Linked DNA regions of Mus musculus: region 1 is linked to region 2. A link is a loop called in an ENCODE intact Hi-C map of the cell type or tissue named here. Cell type or tissue: left cerebral cortex. All regions are shown on one strand.

Region 1 (2,500 bases), 63 kb before region 2:
GCCCCGAGGAGCTGGCTGGTGCCCGGGGAGAGAGTGGGCTCCTACTCACATCCACTGGACGTTGTTCTTAGACTTCTTCTTAATGAGGTGGATGCCTTCCAGCACGTTGGTGATGTCGTAAATCCTCCTCTTCTGCACCTTGAGCACCTCTGCTGCCTTGTTCAGATCCAGGACCCCATCAGGAGACTGGCTCAGGAGCTGAATGAACTTCTTGGTGAGCAGACCGAGGGACGTATCATACCGCGTTTTTTCTGAGGGAGATTTTGGAGCTTAAAGAAAAACAAAAAACCGAACGGGTGGGGGATAGGGGGAAAGGTAAAGAAATGAAGGGTTTCTTCGCAGCTAAGCAAGCCCTCTTTCCCACGGCAGCCAGATTAGTATCTAAAGCAAAGCTGGTCGTTGTTTGGGGGTAAGTTACAGAGAGCTATGAGGTGGCTTTTATCAGAAAAGGAAGAGATGATAAAGATTTCCTATGTTGGCAATGGCATTTTCTTGGACTCGTTGTCAGTAGTTTCTATGTCCTCTTAGCCTATTCTCTGGGTCTAGGTGTCCCAAAGTATCTGTTGAATGGATGAAAAAGTGCTGAGGCCTCTGGGAATCTCATTTAAGAAGCATAAACTCACAGAGCCAGGTCATCTTTGTTCAAGACAGGGTCTCAAACAGACTCGACCTCACCAGCCCTTTGGAGTGGGGGCTGCAGAGTTATCCCTTGTCAATCCATCTTTCAGAAAAAGTCTTATTTTGATGAAGAATAGCCCCCAACGTTCAAGTTCCCCACGTCCTTTAAAGGCAATGTCAGTATTTAGTATTGTGCTATTCTTCTGCAGGCGCTCACGCTGAGGTTCTGATTTAGCCCTTACACATAGACTACAGATGCATAACAGAAACCATGGGGACAGACGAGCCAAGTCTAAGTTAGCTTTTGCACTAAGCGCAGAAACAGAAGAGATATTTGGCTTTTTATGACGTATTCGTTTCCTTCTCAAATGACATGACGACAGTACTCACCGAGGCAAGGAATTAGCTGGGACTTAGCGCAACTACCACTTTCTCTTTTGGCTCCTTCCTGAGATAAGGTATCATGTATCCCAGGCTGGCCTTGAGCTCACCACCTAGCTGAGGCTGACCTTTCCCCATCCAATTCCCAAATGCTGGGACTATGGATGTGCGCGACCACAGTCAGTTTATGTGGTGCTGGGGCCTGAGCCCAGGCCTCCTCATGCTAGGCTCTGCCCAGTTTCTAGGCTACGGTGTGGTGAGCTGGGGAGTGAGGTAGGAGAGGCATCACGCTGCCACACACGCCTCCGCCCTTGCACTCAAGTGACGTCCACTAAGGGAAGGGAAAATTAAATCTGACTAGTTCAAAATGCAAATGCATTCAAGTACTGGAGTGACTATTGCCTTTTGCTAGGCGCCAGAAGAAATTGCATTTTTTTTTAATTTTTAATTTTTGGATAGTCACAGAAAGAAGTAAAGAAGAAAACATGCCAAAAATTATTCACACCTTGGCACCCTTCCAGCCACAAGCTTTGCGAGTTGGGAGTCCCACACCAAGGAGAACAGGGAAACAGATGAAAGCATCCTTACTTTTTGGACTATCGGGACTCCGTAGTGCAGCTCTTCCTTTGCCCTTGGGGGTCTTTAGACCATCTGAGAGGTACTGATGGCCACTCTCGCCCAGTTCCAGCCTTCGCTTTGCCTGTAGTCAGAAGGAGAGACAGCTGTCAGTGGCCCCGTCTGTGCTTCTCTTCTCCTGCTCTATCCCACTCCGTGGCTTGTCATGTCCCACAGTCTTACTCAGAAGGCCAACCCAACGCACTAATTCCCTGCCCCTGCAGCGATTCCGTCCCTACACTTGGAGGGTTGAACAAAGTGATTCTTCGGCTCTGGCTTCATCATTTATCCACCGTTTCAATGTATGTGCTCGGCACAGGGCTGGTTGCTAAGAACATCTCATGCACTATGGAACGTAAGTTCACGTTAGTGGGGACTCCCCCATCTGACCTGGTTGGATACTTACACCTCCTTGTGTTTCCCAGATACTGACTGTATTTGCTTATATCCTAACACTTAATGGTTACTTCTCTGCCTCTCATTTCCTTTAAGACAGACAGTTCCCATTTATCTTTGCATCCTGGAGCTTGGCAGAGAGCCGGGATCTGTAGGTATTCCATCACTCTTTCTATATACATTCATCAGATGAGTGATTCAGAGGAACACAACGAGTGACAGGCTACACACGGCCCTTCATCAGAAAAAATAAACATTGCAAATACACCATCACGAGCTACAACCAACAGCACTAATATTTGGAAAGTGAGAAACCTTCATGAAAGTTTTAAACTTATTTTTCACTCCACTGAAAACCCCTTTAACAGATTCTACATACTGGGAACTGCAGTTAGGAACCAAGGTAAGCAGAAAGGATAGGAGTCTCTTCCTTCCCCGATGTATAATCCAAGCCAGAAGACTAAGTGCTTGGCAAGTATTTAATGTCTGA
Region 2 (2,500 bases):
AATCTCAGAGGAAATTCCCAGGCACCGAAGGTTCTCTCAAAAAGTATAATCAGCAGGTTGCTCTGACTGGATTAAATTAAATCTGACATGATAGGCTGCCTCTTGCACTGATAGAGTCTCAATTTTCTGGAAGAATGAAATTACATATCACTTTAGAAAACATATGAGCATTCTGCTCACATCAGTAAACAGAGGAACAGCATCTAAGTCATTTCTGAGTTACAGAAATACTTGATTCATAAATACGAATTTTATGGGGCAGCTAACTATTTGCCAGGCCTTGAGCTAAGTACTGTACACTCATTACCATGACTTAAAAAAAGAAAGTCTCAGTATTATTGCCCTGCCTTACAGACGGAACCATTTGGGCAGATAAAGTTATTGGCCTAATAGCAGACAACTTGTAAACAAGCCAGGAGGCTTACAGTTAGCAAGAAGGCAAGCCACTCACTGTCAAGTTCTTAGATGCTCTAGAGATGTAACTTGAAAAGCAGACACAGATAGGTCTAGAATTGTTGTCACCTGAAGAATTCCCCACCTCTTCTTGAACATAGAATGTTTAGTCTTATCTTAGTTCATTCCATATGCCTTCTCAATCTTCATGCTTAGGGGAAAATATCAACAGAATTCTAAAACACAGGGCTATGCATGTTTTAAATCTCAGAACTTGGGCACTTGAGGCAAGAAGACCAGGGGTTCAAGGCTATAAAAGACCCTGCCTCAAAAACAAAATCAAATAAATTCCAAGACTTAACTGGAAGCCTTCGGAAACACTGACAAGAAAAACATAATAAACAAATCAAGCATTGCCTGCAACGCTTAGGACTTTGTATGCACCTGGGAGATAAACTTCATACCCCTCCCACAAGATACAGCTCTGGAAGCATAGATTAACCAGTGATTCAGCATACATTACAATCTTACATAAAACTACTTCGGAATATGTGTAAGAGGCATTTATATTCCTATAATGAAACATTATTTTTGAGTATACAAATTCAATCTATATTCCTGGAATAATAACTTCATGGCTAGAAGGACAATAAAAGTTTAGAAATAACATGGAAGGTGGTGAGGGCAATAATTTTATACTTCAAGTACTTAACTACAGTAAACTACATATAAATTTGGTTAGACAGTCTTGGGTGAGCTGGTCCAATGAATAATCTAAGATATTTCTTAAAGAGCAATTTACTAGCCTCACAATTTCCTATTATCAAAAATAACTTTCCCTGCAAATCTGAATCTGATCCAAGAAGTGTGTCAATAGCCAGTTGTTCCAGCTTATTTATGATATAGGAACCGAGTGTGTAGGGGGAGTGGGCTTGCTGCACTGCACGGTCAAGCATGTTTAATCAAGTCCGTAAAAGTATTTACCACTAATGAAAGCATGGAATATATCCTGTGCCTGAGAATCTAGCACACTGGATACTGTACACAGTGTAAGCAGGTACTGTACTCGGCTTCCCCCCTGCTGGCAGACCCTAGTCACTAAAAGGATGAGCCTCTTTGACTGGGACTGTCTCTATCACACATCCCTAGTAAGTATCTCTAGGCTGGAAAGCACTCAAGATCCAACCCAGGGGAAAATTATAAACAGAAAAGAAATTTAAGAAAATTAATTCTTTCGCTACCCACCCCATTTCCCAAAGTCCTATATATGTGTACGGACTTTCTTAAGAGACCCCAGCAAAATACTGATCGTGCAGAAACAAACACACCTAGACCTAAGACTAGGTGAGATCTTCGACTGGTATTATCATGCAACCATAGGTATCCGAGTCCGGGTGGGTTCTAGTCTGGTCTGGGCCAAGGCACAACACGAGGGTGAAGACAGAAGGCATGGAGGAAGGAATGCAGGAGAGAAAGGAAGAGAGGGAGACCTCGGGGCCACACTTCTTTCTAGTAGCAACAAAAAGGAAAGCCGCATACTGACCTAAATCATCTCTCAAAGGCGCTTTATAAATTACAGGGACAAAGGGAGGGGGTGGCGGGTGGCCTGGGAACCCCACAGACACCCTACCCTCTGACCCGCCCCCTCCCCCTCCAGCACAAGGGAAGCAAGACAGAAAGCAGCTCAACTCGGCCACGGGCGTGAAGCCCTCATCAGGGTTTCAATTGCCCATCCATCCACCCCCCAAAAGAAACACACGTAAACACTATACCCACCCCGGGGGCGGCCACTCCCGCCCCGGGGCTCCTAGAAGCGGAGGCCGGGGATTTACTTAGTTAGATTTTTCTTGCTTACTCATTTCCCTCAAGCACCCAACCCCCCGTTCCCACTCCAAAACCCCGCTCCGTCGCCTACCCTCCGGCTCGGGCCCCCCGGGGATCCCGGGTCCCCGCGGCGGTGGCTCGGGCCCCCGCGCGGTCCAGGTCACTAACCTGCTGCTGTAAGGGCATTTCCGAAAGCAGCCTGGCTCCGGGGGAGGTGGGGGGCCGGCTGGAGAGGGGGCCCGAGGCCGAGTGGAGCGGCGGCGCCGGGCGAGGGCGGGCGCCG

What was found. Hi-C counts contacts between places; a loop is a spot of excess contacts. Peaks named below come from ENCODE experiments on the same cell type or tissue, not always from the same donor. Only the 100,000 strongest peaks of a DNase experiment are listed, where the experiment ranks them.
Region 1: it touches region 2 in a loop (2.5-fold over the local background); 11 of 42 quality-filtered maps call a loop at or near these places.

The regions. Positions count from the first base shown.
Region 1 is chr13:29,918,527-29,921,026 of GRCm38, forward strand. E2f3 (E2F transcription factor 3) reads right to left here. Exons shown (of 7, transcript NM_010093.3): 2 at 1,588-1,699; 3 at 50-269. Among named protein-coding and RNA genes, the nearest start is that of Cdkal1, 64 kb to the left of the region's middle. In left cerebral cortex, no CTCF peak of the experiment used is centred here; a DNase peak (open chromatin) is centred at 1,494.
Region 2 is chr13:29,981,743-29,984,242 of GRCm38, forward strand. All of the region lies in intron 1 of E2f3 (E2F transcription factor 3), which reads right to left. Among named protein-coding and RNA genes, the nearest start is that of E2f3, 3.1 kb to the right of the region's middle. In left cerebral cortex, a CTCF peak has its summit at 1,479; DNase peaks (open chromatin) are centred at 1,535, 1,798 and 2,159; H3K4me3 peaks cover 1,560 bases; H3K27ac peaks cover 1,001 bases.